Linked DNA regions of Mus musculus: region 2 is linked to region 1. Evidence: chromatin loops called from intact Hi-C (ENCODE). Cell type or tissue: left cerebral cortex. All regions are shown on one strand.

Evidence for each region. A loop is a pair of places that touch in the nucleus more often than their neighbours do. Peaks named below come from ENCODE experiments on the same cell type or tissue, not always from the same donor. Only the 100,000 strongest peaks of a DNase experiment are listed, where the experiment ranks them.
Region 2: a loop joins it to region 1, with 2.2 times the contacts of the local background. A loop is called at or near these places in 4 of 42 quality-filtered maps.

What each region holds. Positions count from the first base shown.
Region 1 is chr14:29,989,211-29,997,210 of GRCm38, reverse strand. It overlaps Actr8 (ARP8 actin-related protein 8), which reads right to left. Exons shown (of 13, transcript NM_027493.3): 10 at 7,411-7,551; 11 at 6,243-6,507; 12 at 5,456-5,619; 13 at 3,990-4,250. The coding sequence ends at 4,107. Il17rb (interleukin 17 receptor B) reads left to right here. Exons shown (of 11, transcript NM_019583.3): 11 at 22-1,043. The coding sequence ends at 587. Among named protein-coding and RNA genes, the nearest start is that of Mir6947, 4.3 kb to the right of the region's middle. In left cerebral cortex, no CTCF peak of the experiment used is centred here; DNase peaks (open chromatin) are centred at 664 and 3,237.
Region 2 is chr14:30,492,732-30,500,731 of GRCm38, reverse strand. All of the region lies in intron 3 of Dcp1a (decapping mRNA 1A), which reads right to left. Among named protein-coding and RNA genes, the nearest start is that of Gm35566, 12 kb to the right of the region's middle. In left cerebral cortex, a CTCF peak has its summit at 4,275 (motif pointing left); no DNase peak of the experiment used is centred here.

The sequences.
Region 1 (8,000 bases):
AGTCCCCCCCTTCTCCTCCAGGAAGGAGCACGAAGACGTCCTTTCCTATTTCCACCATGCTCCTGCCCCTCATTAAGGTCCTGGTGGTTTATCCTTCTGAGATATGTTTCCATCACACCGTCTGTCGCTTCACTGACTTTCTTCAAAACTACTGCAGAAGTGAGGTCATCCTTGAAAAATGGCAGAAAAAGAAAATCGCCGAGATGGGGCCGGTACAGTGGCTGACCACTCAGAAGCAAGCGGCAGATAAAGTGGTCTTCCTTCTTCCCAGTGACGTCCCGACCCTTTGTGACAGTGCCTGTGGCCACAATGAGGGCAGCGCCAGGGAGAACTCTCAGGATCTGTTCCCTCTTGCCTTTAACCTCTTTTGTAGTGATTTCAGCAGCCAGACGCATCTGCACAAATACCTGGTGGTCTATCTTGGGGGAGCAGACCTCAAAGGCGACTATAATGCCCTGAGTGTCTGCCCCCAATATCATCTCATGAAGGACGCCACAGCTTTCCACACAGAACTTCTCAAGGCTACGCAGAGCATGTCAGTGAAGAAACGCTCACAAGCCTGCCATGATAGCTGTTCACCCTTGTAGTCCACCCGGGGGAATAGAGACTCTGAAGCCTTCCTACTCTCCCTTCCAGTGACAAATGCTGTGTGACGACTCTGAAATGTGTGGGAGAGGCTGTGTGGAGGTAGTGCTATGTACAAACTTGCTTTAAAACTGGAGTTTGCAAAGTCAACCTGAGCATACACGCCTGAGGCTAGTCATTGGCTGGATTTATGAAGACAACACAGTTACAGACAATAATGAGTGGGACCTACATTTGGGATATACCCAAAGCTGGGTAATGATTATCACTGAGAACCACGCACTCTGGCCATGAGGTAATACGGCACTTCCCTGTCAGGCTGTCTGTCAGGTTGGGTCTGTCTTGCACTGCCCATGCTCTATGCTGCACGTAGACCGTTTTGTAACATTTTAATCTGTTAATGAATAATCCGTTTGGGAGGCTCTCACTAATGTGTAGCTTCCTAAGAGAAGAAGCCTATTACACACACAAGCAGACACTCTGCCTGACCAGATGATCCAGTTTATGTGTAACCACTGTACTGTTTGCTGTTGGGACAGTGCTTTCCCTTGCCAAACTTTTGGACAGGTAACCTTTACCTTTTATCTTAGAAGGGCTAGGAACTGAACCCAGGGTATTATGCACACTAGACAAATGCTCTGACACTGAATTACACCTCAGTCTCCCACGGGTGACTCTCTAAGTGAATATGCAAGCATATCACCAGCAGGGCGGTGGTGGCACACGCCTTTAATCCCAGCACTCGGGAGGCAGAGGCAGGCGGATTTCTGAGTTCAAGGTCAGCTTGGTCTACAGAGTGAGTTCCAGGACAGCCAGGGCTACACAGAGAAACCCTGTCTTGGAAAAACCAAAAAAACTAACCAATCAACCAAAGCCCCACATCACCAGCTGGATGTGGTGGCACGTGGCACATACCTTTAATCCCAGCACTCAAGTGGAAGAGGCAGGAGGACCTCTGGGTGTGTGAGGCCAGCCAGAGACAGAGTGAGGCTCTGTCCCAAACAAACACAAGTTGCTACCTATAAATCCAGTGTCTACTTTTGTCCAGTTACCTGTCCACTATTGAAGTTCGCAGAGTTCTTGGTTATTACATAACATTTCCTATTCAAGTCAAAACTAATTCTTCAAGTGAGATCAACTCTCTTTAAGTAATATATCTTTTTCTATAACTAATTGCGTAAATAAAAACCCACCAAGAACTGGAGAGGTGGCTCCGAGGCTTAGAGCGCTGGCTGCTCTTCCAGAGGACTTGGTTCGGTTTCCAGCAACCACATAGCTGTTTATAGCCACCTTAACTCCAGTGTCAAAGGGATCTGATAACCCTCTCTGGCTTCCCAGGCCACTCTCCATGCATTTTACAAAGACATTTTATATACAGCAGGACTTTGCTTGCATGTATGTCTGTGTACCACATGTGCTTGGTGCCTGAGGTCAGGCGAGGGTGCCGGATGCCCTGGAACTGGAATTAGGAACAGATGTGAGCCACCATGTGGACTCTGGGAATCCAATCCCAGTCTCCTGCAAGAACAAATGCTCTTAACTGATTCGCTATCTAGCTATACCCCAATGTAAATAAATCTTAATTTAAATCTAAAATAAACCCCCAACCAGAACAAGCAGGAACAGTATACAGCCTTGCTAGGTCTTGAATCTTCTAGCTCCTTACGTTCTCAAAGCAGCTTTTTCTTAATGTAGAAACTACAGCAATGTATATTATCATAAGTATTTGTCTAGTATGGCTTCATAACGCACGATCAATCTATTTTGAAATGGGACCCTGTTTCAGGTAGTTGACTGCTTTGATATCTGTACCTGAAGGTCTGGCATGTTGGACACCCCTTTAATCCTAGGGCTCCGAGGCAGAAGCAGGCAAATCTCTTGAGTTCGAGGCCAGCCTGGTCTACACAGTAAGTTCCAGGACAGCCAGGGCTACATAACTGAGAAACCTTGTTTAAAAAACAAAAAACAAAACAAAAGCAAGTTTGTAATTGATCCGGTAAGTAGCAAACACTTTTAAAAACTATGTATTTTTAATTATGTCTTAGGGGTGTGTGTGTGTATCTGCAATGGGTATGTGCATGTGAGTATCCACTCACAAGAGTATCTATCCACTCAGAAGTATGACTCACAAGAGGCCAAAGGCCTCAGATGCCTTAGGGCTGGAGCTACAGATGGTTGGGAGCGGCCTGACCTGCGCTGGGACCTGAACCCCAGATCTTCCAGAAGAGCAGCGAGTGGCCTTCCTCACTGAGCTGCCTCTCCAGTTCCCTGGGGCACACATTTTAAGTTGCAGTGCACTGGAAGGAAGCAAACAGAGCCGTGGGTTCTGGGGAAAGACTCTGTTTCAAAAAAAAAAAAGGTCATGTTCGAGCATTTGTACATCATGTACAAGGTCCTGGTTTCAATCCACAGCAATACAAAAAGTGTGCTAAAGAGCCAATGTAAAAGGGATTCATTCACTCTAGCACAAGTCTTACAAATAAAATAAAAACCCTGCAGCCAACTTCATCAGCAAATACTCTGATAAGGTGGAGGCAGTGCAGGCGTGGCACACGAGCGTCACATCCAGTGTATGATGTCAGAGGCAGTGCAGGCGTGGCAAGGCTCGGCTATTTGGGAAGACAGTTGCCAGAAGCTTGTAAAAGTGCTGCTAACAGATGGATATAGCTTGTGCCAAAACTTGGACCACAAACCAACTTCCTCCACATCAACACCTACCACTGTAAGTGACCTTCATGTGCGGAATGGTCACAACAGGCGCACTGTGCTTCGGGGAGCGCAGGGATGAGTGTCAACTGTCCAATCAGCCCAGAAACATAAAAGCATATCCTATACATTTGATCCAAAACATAAAAAGCAGGTAATTTTCAAATGAGGAAGTACATCTCCAAATAGTATGCCCCGCTTGCTCGAAGCTGCTTTAGCTGGTTACTCTTACAGCGCCAGCAGGGCTGTGCACCCGAGACTGCTACAGTCCATGGTGATCCCGCGGCTCATCTGACCCACTGTTACCTGCCTCCCAGTCCTCCCCAGGACAAGCCTGGTGACAGACACGGTAGGAGCAGATGCCTAACAGCCAGCTAAACAATTCTGCTCTACCTACCCTGCCTGCCTTGTGCTGTGGCCCCCAGGAGTGCTCCCTGACCTCCTGCTCCCTGACGTGTGTATGTGTTACAAAGACAGTGCTTAACTCCAAGAGGACCTTGTGTGATGTACACAGAACCCAGCCTGACCGCTTTAGCTCCTAACTATTGCTAGAAAAAAAGAGAAGATGCCACAGCTGGTTCCAGTGGTCACCCCTCAGGGCTACATGACACGTTCATCAGGATGGAAGGCTGGACAGCAAGGTTTCCCATCAGGGACAGGGTAAGCCCGACTGAAAGTAGATTATCTCAAATCAGTGTCATACTTTAACATAAAATTGCATTAATTTAATTCTAGGAAAATTAAGCTTCGTGGTCAATAACTTACAATACATACACTCTTTAAGTCTTTTATGTCCTGAGACTCGGTTGTGGTTTTCACCACACAAAGGCAGCTCGTTCCCGTAACATTCGGACACCAAAGCGTTGCCACTCTCGCTGATAAATCCACAGTTCCTGAGTGGTGTCCAAACACGCCAGTACTGCACCTCCTTTCCATGCGATCAGCCGGGGGTCCATGTCCTACACAGCGACAGAGAGTTCAGCCAAGGCAGGGAAGACAGACATGCAACACCATTTTCTGCAAGTGGGGCTGAGACCCTTGCTCAGTCAACAGCAACCAAGCCAGGATTTACATCTGTGTGAAACACAGTAGAAAACTGGCTGGGCTGTACCTTAGTCACATAGCCCCTGCCTAACATGTGTGAGGCTCTGGGTTCAATTCCCTGAACTACCACAAGCAGAACAAAAGGCAGAACCTCCCAACATGCCAATCTCTGACACAGCTGAGGAGAATGTCTCAAGTTTTAATACTGAAGATGCCATTCTTCACTACTCCACAGCAAGCCCCATAGGCAGGCACAGGCCCTTGGAAGTGCCATGAGATGAAGGGGACCCCCAAGACACCTCCCTCAAAAGAAAACTTATCAGAACACCATGGGTTCCCAATACAGACAGATTCTAGTTCTAAACTCGCTGCTTTGTGTTCCTTTTCAAAGGAATTAATGCCAAAAAAAGTCCTTGAGGATCTCCAGTCCCCAGACTGAAACCAGTTCCTGACCACGACCAGAGAGGAGAAGAGGGAGAAGTTCTGGTCCTCAGGGCAAGAGAGAGCCAGCCCTGCCCTGACGCACCGAGAGTCTGCATCAGACTAAAATCAGGAGAACAGGCACCAGAAAAATAAAGCCAGCCTCAACGCTGGCCAGGCATGGCAGTAAACACCCACACTTGGGAGGTAGCAGCAGGAGGGTCAGGAATTCAAGGCCAGCCTTAACCACACAGTGAGTTTGTGTATCTCAAAAAGACCCTATTGGGGCTAGAGAGATGGTGCAGGAGCTAATAAACACCCCTCCAAAGGAGCTGGGTTCAGTTCCCAGCACCTACATGTCAGATCATGACTACCTCAACTCCACTTCCATGGGGATCTGCTCGTATCTTCTGGCCTCTACAGGCACCATGTACACATGCGGGCACAGACATACATGCAACACATAACATAAAATCAATCTTTTAAAAACAAAAACACCAAACCAGAAGCAATCTAGCCATAAGTCCAGAGCTCCCACCTCCCTTGTGACCCACTGAAAGTCATGTTCACATTTCTCTAGGTCCTCGACACTCACAGCCACGGGCCTTGCCTGGATCTCGCCCCACTCACGCATTACAGTTCGATGTAACCACACTGGTCTCAGTGAGTACCGTCGCACGGGTATCACCAAACGACTCACCTTGGGCCTTGTGATCACATCCACGTTTTCAATAATTCGCCTGAATGAAGGCGGCATTTTGTTGAGAATTCTGTGCTGGAGAAACTCTTGAGCCTTATGAAACATCAAACCGCCTCCCACAACCAGGATAGAGCTATACATCTTCTTTTTGGTATCATCAGATGCTGGAAAGACAGTGCCGTCCTGCCAATTACCCACTTAGAAGGCCAGTCCAATGTCACTTAAACAACCCAGCATCCTCTAGGATCTGCCCCAGATCCACCCTCAACACTGCAGACGGGGACCAGCCACCCACTTCCCATCCCACTCCTCCTAGGATTAGAAGCGAACTTTGTTTACAGAGGCCCACGGGGGACCCCATGTGCTGTGGACTGCCTGGCTAACCATGTTGGCTTTGCAGGCCTTCTCAAGGCAGATGTCACAGCACCTGAATGCTAACCCTCCAGTTATCCCTCACATTTCTCACGTGACTCAGAGATGGAAGAATTCCTTATTACAGGTCTTCATCAGAAACCGGTTGGGACTCTTTAGTTTGGCTCTAGCATGGACCAGAGCTGTAACTTCATGGTGTGTGTTAGTCTCCATCGCCAGCACTAGACTAACTGGCAGAGCAACTGCAATGGGGCCAGGAGCCACCTGTACTGCATTGCTGGGTCCCCAGCCTCTGGCAAGCCAAGGGTGAAGCAGGCTTGATGATTTCTGAGAAAATGCTGCACTTCACAAGCAAGACTGACCCAGGTCACGTCTCTGCACCCACACCATCTACCGGTACCCAGGGTGAGCTTACAGCAACAGTCTACGCTGTGCAGGATGGCCTTATCAAGGCCCAAGGCTTTCCCCTCAAACAGCGAGATTGCAGTTTTCCTGGACATCAGTGCAGTGAGGGCTTCCTCGGACTCATTGCCCGCCATCAAACAGTCTCCCTGAGAAGAAGCCAGGTCCACCTCCTGGGAATGGAGTCTTTCTGGAAGATCAGAGGACTGGCCACGCAGATCCCCTTCAAATCCAATGGGTTTGGATGCAGACTTGCGGTCAGCAGTGGCTTTTGCAGACTGTAAGTTAAGAGAGAAACCGACATTGCTGGTCCTGTCCCCTCTTCTATGACTTCAGAACAGCATAAGCACCGATCACCACAGCACACACAACCTATACCCATGCTCACGTGAGCTGGGCATACAGTGAGGATGCCTGCCAAGGCCAAGGCAGGTTCTGGCCATGTGGGCAGGTTCTAGACCCTTACTATCCGTCAGTCAGTGCGCTTTAAAACTGAGATGTTAAGCCAGGTGTGGTGGCGCACGCCTTTAATCCCAGCACTCGGGAGGCAGAGGCAGGCGGATTTCTGAGTTCGAGGCCAGCCTGGTTTACAAAGTGAGTTCCAGGATAGCCAGGGCTATACAGAGAAACCAAAACAAAAAAACCCTGAGATGTTGACAGAGACGGACTCTCTAAGCTGACTTTCTACTGGGTATGTGAATGAGAGTCACAGGCTAGTGATTGTTATAGAATCCTCTACCTCAGATCCAATCTACCTCCTTTTTGTCTCTAGGACAGAGCAAAGCTGAGCAAGGTCCCAACCCTAGTCTCCGCCACGGGCTACTGGTACCAGATTAGCATTTGCGAACTATAGTTTAAGCCGACAGACATCTGATTACTGGGCCCAACAAACAAAGAATTCAGCTTTATGCCTACAGCAATATTTTCTGTATTAAGTAAGGACCTGTAAGCCAGGCGAGGTGGTGCACACTTTTAATCCCAGCTCTTGGGAGGCAGAAGCAGGAGGATTTCTGAGTTTGAGGCCAGCCTGGTCTACAAAGTGAGTTCCAGGACAGCCAGGGCGATACAGAGAAACCCTGTCTCAAAATACAAAACAAAACAAACAAACAAAAAAAGTAAGGACCTGTTAACTCTGGGTAAGGCGAGGAGAAGTCCCCTCTCCCAGCCGAGCTGTGGCGTACCTGTTCTTGCTTGCTCTGGGTGGCCAGCAGGTAGTGCTCATCATGGGGATCCTCAGGGTCTCCCTGGGACCTGTGCTGCAGAGTGGTCATCTTCTGTCCCACGATCCCAAAGGTTGCTGGGTAAAAAAGCGCCATTGGAGCCTGGGCATGGAAGGGAGAATGCTTAGGCAAAGGGTGGAGCTTCAGTCTTCCCCAGACAAAGGCCATCAGGCAGGTGCTCCATGTCACGGTGGCCAGCATTCCTTCTGGGAAAGGGATTGCACAACAGACTACAAAACCCACAATCCACCAGGATGAGTAGCAGGGCACCATGTGAGACTCTCAAAGCAAATGTCAAGTAAATGCTTACCATCTACTTTATGACTCCCTAGCAAGAACAGTGGCCATCAACCATGTTCTGATGGGGATGAGGAGATGGCACAGCAGTTTAGAGAATTCTCGGCAGAGGATCTGAGTTCTGTTCCCGGCACCCACCCTGGCAGCTCACATCCACCTGTAACTTGAGCCCCAGGATCTGATACCTGCTTCTGGCACCTATGCACATACGTGCACATATACACACAGTTTAAAAGCAATATTTAGAAAAGAAG
Region 2 (8,000 bases), 500 kb before region 1:
GTTTTATTTATTTATCTATTTATCTAGTAGGGTTTTTGCTGTTGTTTCGACGTTTTTGAATTACTCTTCTGATGTAGCTCAGGCTGACCTCAAACTCTTGATCCTCCTTCCTCTGCAAGTGTGTGCCACTAAACTCAGATTATAGCATTGCTTTGTTTCCACCATGTTGTTAGTACATAAAATTGCAATAAATTAGATGTGTTTTCTGTGGTACGAGGGACTACATGGAAAGCCTTGCACTCTAACTACACACAATCCCCCGCCCTACAACTGATTTTTTTGGTCTTGTTCTTATATTCTGAGACTTTACTAAAATCCTCTGTCAGCTCTAAGAGTTGTATATGTACAATGATATCACTTGATTAGGGACAGTTTGAGTCCTATAGGTAGTATTTTCTCTTGACTCATTACAGTAGTCCCAGTGCCAGCAACAGTCTGTCATCTCAGAGGAAATGCATTCAGTCCTGTACCACAAGCACTAGTCATTAGCTGGACGCTTCTGTAGGCATGCTTCAGCACGGTACTACTTCACTTCTACTGCTAATTTGCAGTTTTATCAAGAATGGACAATGGATTTGAGGACAGTCTTGTAATCCTGAGGGCTGGGTACACTGCTGAACTCGAGAACACTTGCCTATCCTGTGCCAGGCCCAGCCTCAAACACAAAACAGTAACACAAGCCATACGCTATTTACTGCTTTAGCTTACTGACTTGGCAGTCTCCATTCGCTGACTTTCAACAGAGTCAACTTTCCATATCTGGCATATGCTTCCTGGGCACTGAGTACTTTTTTAAATGTATTAAGGCACTTGGTATATTAGAATTTAGTAGAGAGCTATTGAGTCTATGTTCATAAAAAACAAGACTTTTTATTTTTAGTTTTCTTGTTTTGTTTTGGCTTTGATAGTAGGGTGTATTGGTTCTGTGTGTCAACTTCACACAAGCTGGAGTTATCACAGAGAAAGGAGCCTCCCTTGAGGAGATGCCTCTATGAGATCCAGCTGTAAGGCATTTTCTTAGTGATCGAGGGTGGGAGGGCTCATTGTGGGTGGGGCCATCCCTGGGCTGGCAGTACTTTGTTCTGTAAGAAAGTAAGCTGAGCAAGCCAGTAAGCAGCACCCCTTCATGGCTTCTGCATCGGCTCCTGCCTCCAAGTTCCTGTCCTCTGCGAGTTCCCGTGCTGACTTCCTTTGGTGATGACCAGCAATGCAGAAGTGCAAGCTGAATAAACCCTTTCCTCCCCAGCTTGCTTCTTGGTCATGGTGTTTGTGCAGGAATAGAAACCCTGAAAGGGTAATAGTGGCCTTACAGAAACATTTAAGAAGTATTTTTTTGTTTCCTACTCTCTGAAGAGACTAACATTAGTAGTAATTCTTTTGAATTCTCTAGTAAGATAAATTGTGCCTGGGTTTTCTCAGGAACCTGTAAGTTACAAATACCATTTCTTTCATGGAGGTCAGCAGTATTCACGCTGTTTGTTTTATCTTGGTTGAGTTGTTTGTGAGCTTTAAGGAGTTATCCCACTTCTTCAAAGTTATCAAAAGTTTAAGAATGTAAAGTTCATAAAAATCTCACATAGCTTAACAGTTGCAGGATTTGCAATATCTCATCTTTCCCCCCTTATAGAGACAAATCTGCTTTTGTTCTTTGAGATTGGCCCTCACTTTGTAGCCTATGCTATCAGGAACTCAGGATCTCCTCTGCAGAACTCACACACATTTGGCACTAGCCCAACTCTAAACTTGTGTCTGCACTCCTTAGTTTTGTTAAACATTTTAATCGTATTTTTTTCATAGAACAAGCTTTTTCCAATTTGATTTGTATTCTCATCTTTACAAATTTCTTCCTTTTGTATTCTATGAGTTGATTTTATATCCTCTTCCTCCTCTTCCTCCCCACCCTTCTTCTTTAACCTTGGGTGGCCTTGAACTTCTAATCCTCCCATCTCTGTTTCCCAAGTGCTGGGCTCATAGGCATGTGCCAGCACACTTTGTCTCTAATGTCTTGGAGTAGGAATTTAGTAGGTTCTCAGTCAGAGCCACCTAGAAAGGCAGGCATTTACCATGGCTCCCGAGGCTTCTTAAAATAAAAACTATCATTAAATTAAAAAACAAAACCCAAAACAACAAAAAACTATCACCCAGGCCAGACTGAAGACATAAACCCCTCTTGCCATTCCCATCCTGACTTTTTCCTGGAGGGAGGGAGAGCACCTCCCTGGTGGTCACTTCTTATCAGCAGAGCTTCCAATTCTTGCCAGGTTTGGTTGGCTTGCCTTAGCATTGTTGGCACAAGTCCCATGTGATATATGGGAAGCCAAGTCCACCTGGGCTACCTTCTGTTGCTAGGCTGGCTTGCATCGTGTTAAGACTGTGAAAGACAGCTTCCTGCTGGGTTGGGTTGGCTTGTATGTTTGTCACACATCCCACCACCTTCCTCTGTCTAGCCTTCAGAGTTCTCCATTGCTTTCTAACATTTCCAGGTTTTACAGTTGTGTTTATTGATACGAGACAAATCTTTTGCTGGACTGTTCAGACTGTGTTATGCATTTTTGTGGTTGGAAAACAGGAGTCTAAGAGGACAACTATGTGGCTTATTAATAAACCAGAGGAAAAAATAATTTTAGGACCAGAACATTCCTAGAGCACCTGCCTTGTCACCCCACACCTTGTACCTAGATCTCGTTGCATTAAAAGTAACTTAAAACTAAATTATATACATGCACATATTTATACTTATTTATGTCTGTGTCAAAGCATGCATATATCAAAGGACAACTTGCCAGGGAGTTGGTTCTCTACTTCTACATGTGGGTCCTGGGGATCCAGCTCGGGCCATTAGGCTTGGCAGTAACTTTTCATGCTGAGTCATCCTGCTAGCACCATAAAGCTTTTTAATGCAATAAAAGTAGTGATAGAGCCTCTCTGTGTAGCCCTGACGATTCTGAAACTCACTCTGTAGACCAGGCTGGTCTTGAACTCAGAGATCGACTGGCCTTTGCCTCCTGAGTGCTGTGACTAAAGGTGTTCATTACCACTGCCCAGACAAAGTAGTATGAATTTCAATTACTCCTAAAGACAGAGAAATAAAAAATAATAATAATAAAAAAAAGCTACGTTAAAACTGCATATTCATTCCATAGCATGAAGCTGGGAATGGCAGTGTGCATAATTAATCCTGGCGCTTGGGAGGCTAAAGTGAGGGGGATCACAAATTTGGGGCCAGACTGAACTACACCAGCAAGACCATGCTTCAAAGAAACAAGAAGCTGCCGGGTTGTAGCTCAGCTGGGGAAGTGTTTGGCCTGCCTAGTCCAGTATTCGGAAAATCCTAGGTTTGGTCTCCAACACTACATACAACCAAGCGTGATAGTGAACACCTGTGGTCCCAGCACTGGTTGGTGGAGGCAGGAAGCTTACGAATTCAAGGCCATTTTCAGTTACACAGAGAGCCAAAGGCTCGCACATATGCCAACAAACTCAGAAAATATAAATATAAACACGAGAAATAGTATTTTGTATTTTTACTTACTACATTTGTTTTTGTGTCAAACTTCTGATCCCCCTGCCTCTACTTCCTGAGGAGTGAGTACATGAGTCATCATACCTGGCTTCACTAACTTTTATTTTTTTGACAATGAAAAATTTCCCTTTGTTCACGCATGTAAACAGAAAAATGGTATATTACTAGAAATGGGTGATGGTGGTGAATTTTATTTTTTCAGACAGGTTCTTAACCTAAGATAGCCTAAAACATTCCTTTCTTTTGAAGATTTTATTTAATGTATAGGAGTACACTGTAGCTGTCTTCAGACACACCAGAATCCATTATAGACGGTTGCGAGCCATCATGTGGTTGCTGGGAATTGAACTTTCGATCTCTTGAAGAGCCATCAGTGCTCTAAACTGCTGAGCCATCTCTCCAGTTCCAAACTTTCTTTTCTTAGAAACCTGTTATCAAAAGCTAGGTGTGATCAAGGCCTGTGCCTAGTAATTTATTCATGAGGCTGAGGCAGGAGAATCAAGTCTGAAACCAACCTAGGCCACAAAAAGAAATCTTATTTCTAATAAAGATTTTATTTATTTTTTTAAATTCCCCTTTAAACAAATATTAAATAACACCTGTAAAGATATTATTGAAATATATCAACCTAGGGGCTGGAGAGATGGCTCAGCAGTTAAGAGCACTGGCTGCTCTTCCAGAGGTCCCGAGTTCAATTCCCAGCAACCACACAGTGGTTCACAACCATCTGCAATGGGATCCGATGCCCTCTTCTGGTGTGTCTGGAGAGAGCAACAGTGTACTCATATAAATTACATAAATCAATCTTAAAAAAAAGAATATATCAATTCATAAGGCCAATCAATTAATAAAAGTTATTCTGATGGCAAATTACTGAATTAATGCATACTGAATTAAGACCACTTCTGCAAGACTTCATGTCAAATCATTTGACAATCTGCTGTTTAATTCTTTAAAGATTTTAAGCTGGATTTTTCTACTGTTGCTGCTGTGAATTAAGCTAAGAATAAACAGAGTAAGCAAATGGCTTCATTTTAATGAATGAAGAACAAGAACAAGAATGCCTTCCGTGTTTTGGGATGGGAAACCTCACTGACACTAAGACTGCCTTTAACTCAGACCCTAGGTAGCGACAGACTCTTATGGTACTGAACATGGAAGGTTGCCTGGGACCCAGTTTTTAAAATTCTACTCACAGAATTTCAAAATCCTGCATGTGCTTCCAATCAACAAGGAACCTTGAAAAGTTTTATGTAACATAAATGAACAAATCTGACTTCTCAGTGGAAGGAACACAGAAGCTGCCTAGTTACAAAATGATTCCACATATCTACTACTGGGTCTAGAAGTTAAATCTTACTCCAACATAGTGTAGATTACACCAAGGCTTTCAAGAGTGTCCATATATGGCAATTACAGGCAATCGCCTTTCTTTAAATATCCCCCTTTCCAAGCTTGGCTCAGAACACCTAAAACACTAAAGCTCTGATACAGAAGATTCCACTTTCCACATATGACAATCTGCAGCTGGACCCGATCACGTGAGTGGCAGTGCTGACAACGTACTTATGGATGCATCAGGTATGGAGAGTAACATAAAGCTCTTTCTGGGTTAAAGAGCCAGGGATGCCACACTAAACTACTAGAAAGAATTTCAAATTGAAATCCAAAGTAATTTCACCAGAGATGCCAGTTTAAGGCAAATTTTCACTAAGTCACCCTTCCTCTTTCAAGAAATCCCATGTAATTTAGAAATAAGACATTTGCTTCTATACTTGTCCATTATCAAAATAAACTGCCAAAAAAGAACCAAACACTTTCAAAGGCATGTTTGCAGAAGAAGCCTAGATAAGGGGGCCAGAATGATAGCTTAATGGGCAAAGGATAAGAGTCACACTCCATTCTGCCAGAAGCAGACCTGTAGAGGTTCAGAGACGCATCCGAGAATCAGTGCAGTCTGCCAACATATCAAAGCTCAGTGCAGGCAACTGGCAAGAAAGCTCAGGAGCTGCCACTAAGCCTGTCACTGCCACTAGCGAGGAAAAACAGATAAGTCTGCCAGATAGCCGAGACACAGGGACCCTGTCTCTAAACCCAAGCTAAGTATTCTTAAGAGAAAGTACACTCAAAGGTCCTAACACGGTGCCAGCAATTCCTGCTGTGACGTCTGAAATAATCTCCTCTGATTAACTATCTCACAAAAGATTCAGGCTTTCGGCAATGCAGTATTATTCTCCCACAGCAAATAATGATTTGCACCTGTTTCATAGATGGTTTTTCTGAAGATCAAAGGGAACTAGTTGGTGGATACCCACCATAGATTTTGACTGCTAGTCCCAAGTCAGTCAGGCATAAAAGCAGTTACTGAAAAGGTAGGAAGGTAGGGAGTATAAAATATTGTACTTCCATGAAAAACAACAAGTGCAAAATATCCTCAAACAAGTGATTTCCTACTGTTCAACTGGGGTGGGGGGAAGGGTCCTTTTCTTTGGAAACTGGAAAAAATAAACACACACACACATACACACACACACACACAGAAAAAACCTGTTAAAAGCATCCGTATTATCTAAAATTGAGAAAACCACAAGAGCTGATGGGGAAAATGTTCTATTTTTCAACAAAGCCCTGTATGAGGGCCAAGCTAAAAATTTGACATTAATTTTATCTAGCTTTACTTAAGCTGTACATACAACATCAGGAGGATTCAAGTAATATGGAGGCTGCTCAGACTCTGCAGAGTTCTAGAGCCTCTGTGACCCTCTCCTGTGTCTCTGTTGTCTTGTCTTATTGATCATTATACCTGGCCTAGTTTCTCAAAGGAGCTGAGCAGGCTGGTACTTTTCTTCATACAGAGACAAGAAGAAAAGGAGGACTTCTGGTGGCAGTGTTAAGAGTTATAAACTTCTGTGGGATGGAGAGGTGGCCCAGTAGGCAAGGGCACTTGTCCCCAAGCCTGATGACTCAATGCCAATCCCTGACTCACATGGTAGAAGAGAACTGATGCCCTGCAAGATGGTTTTTGATTGCTGACTGCCATATTTCCCACACGTCCCCCCAACCCCCTCTCCCTTGGCACACACTAAACAACACGGAGGAATTAAGAAAAGAACAAGAACTGTGAATTTCTGGGCTGGAGATGGAGCTCAGTGGTACAGCTCTTGCCTAGCATGGAGAAGTGGGAAGAGGGGAAGAGGGGGGAAAAAAGAGAGACAGAGATGGATCAATTTCCTGAGTTCAATTCCTAGTACTGTGAAAACAAGAACCAACCAACGCCCAAAGTGGAAATGGTTGTACAGCTGTAAAGCAGGGCTGGAGAGACTGACTCAGGGATAAAGACACTGCCTTGCAGAGGACTTGCATTCCGTTCCTAAGACCTTCACACCTGCCTGCAACTGACTCCAGCTCCAGGGGCTCCAACAGCTTCTGACTTCTAAAGAAACATGCACACACACAAACTCACACAGGCACACACACACAGACATATACATCAATGAGACTTGAAGATATGAAAATTTCCTATAATAGGGTACAAAAACAAGAAAATGGGCTTTCAATATAGTCAAATACTCTTTAATAGTCAGAAATAGAACACTGCAGCTATATAAACAGCAGTCTGCTCCAGCTAGTAAGAAAATGAATGTCTCTATGCTGACAGATCATTTCCTTTCAGATAGGAATAAACCAGGCAGCCCCTGTATGGAGCCAAGGCAGATTGGCCTTTGATTCTAACAAGAGATACTTGGCAGGCTGCAAGCACTCAGACGAGAGGGTGCTTTGTATCTGCTGGCAACAGTGGTACAGTGGCTTACCATTTCAGTCAAAGGACAGTCACCTCAGAACATCAATGCACACTAACATGGCAGAGAAAGAGCCCCAATCCTAAAATCTAAGTGGGGTTATATCTACTTAATGAACACTGAGAAGAAGACTCGAGCCATGTGACTTAAAAATGCCACTCTGTAAGCTAGGCATGACTGTGGGTGTGACCCAATGCTGGGCATGTCCACCACCTGCTAGCTATCTACTTACTCTAAGTTTCACCAGTCTACCATTTTAGCATATTGGATGGGAAGATAGAGAGTAGCAAATGGCATCTGGCAACTATAGATCCAAATTGCCGTTTAGGACTTCCAGGGATCCACAGTTAGAATGTTGGGATATAGGTCTAATTATGGTTTTTTGTTTTGTTTTGGAGACAGGGTTTCTCTGTGTAGCCCTGGCTGTCCTGAAACTCAGAAATCCGCCTGCGCCTGCCTCTGCCTCCCGAGAGCTGGGATTAAAAAGTGTGCACCACCACACCCGGCTCTAATTATGGTTTAAGACACAAGCCTCTTTCTCCCTTGACTTCTACTTCCCCATACATTTTCTTACTAGTTTATTACTAGATCATCCAAATCAGAGTTATAAGCACAAATACCTATAGGATAGAAGAGACCTCAAGAGTACTGTGCGATTAGTGGACATGTCCTACCCA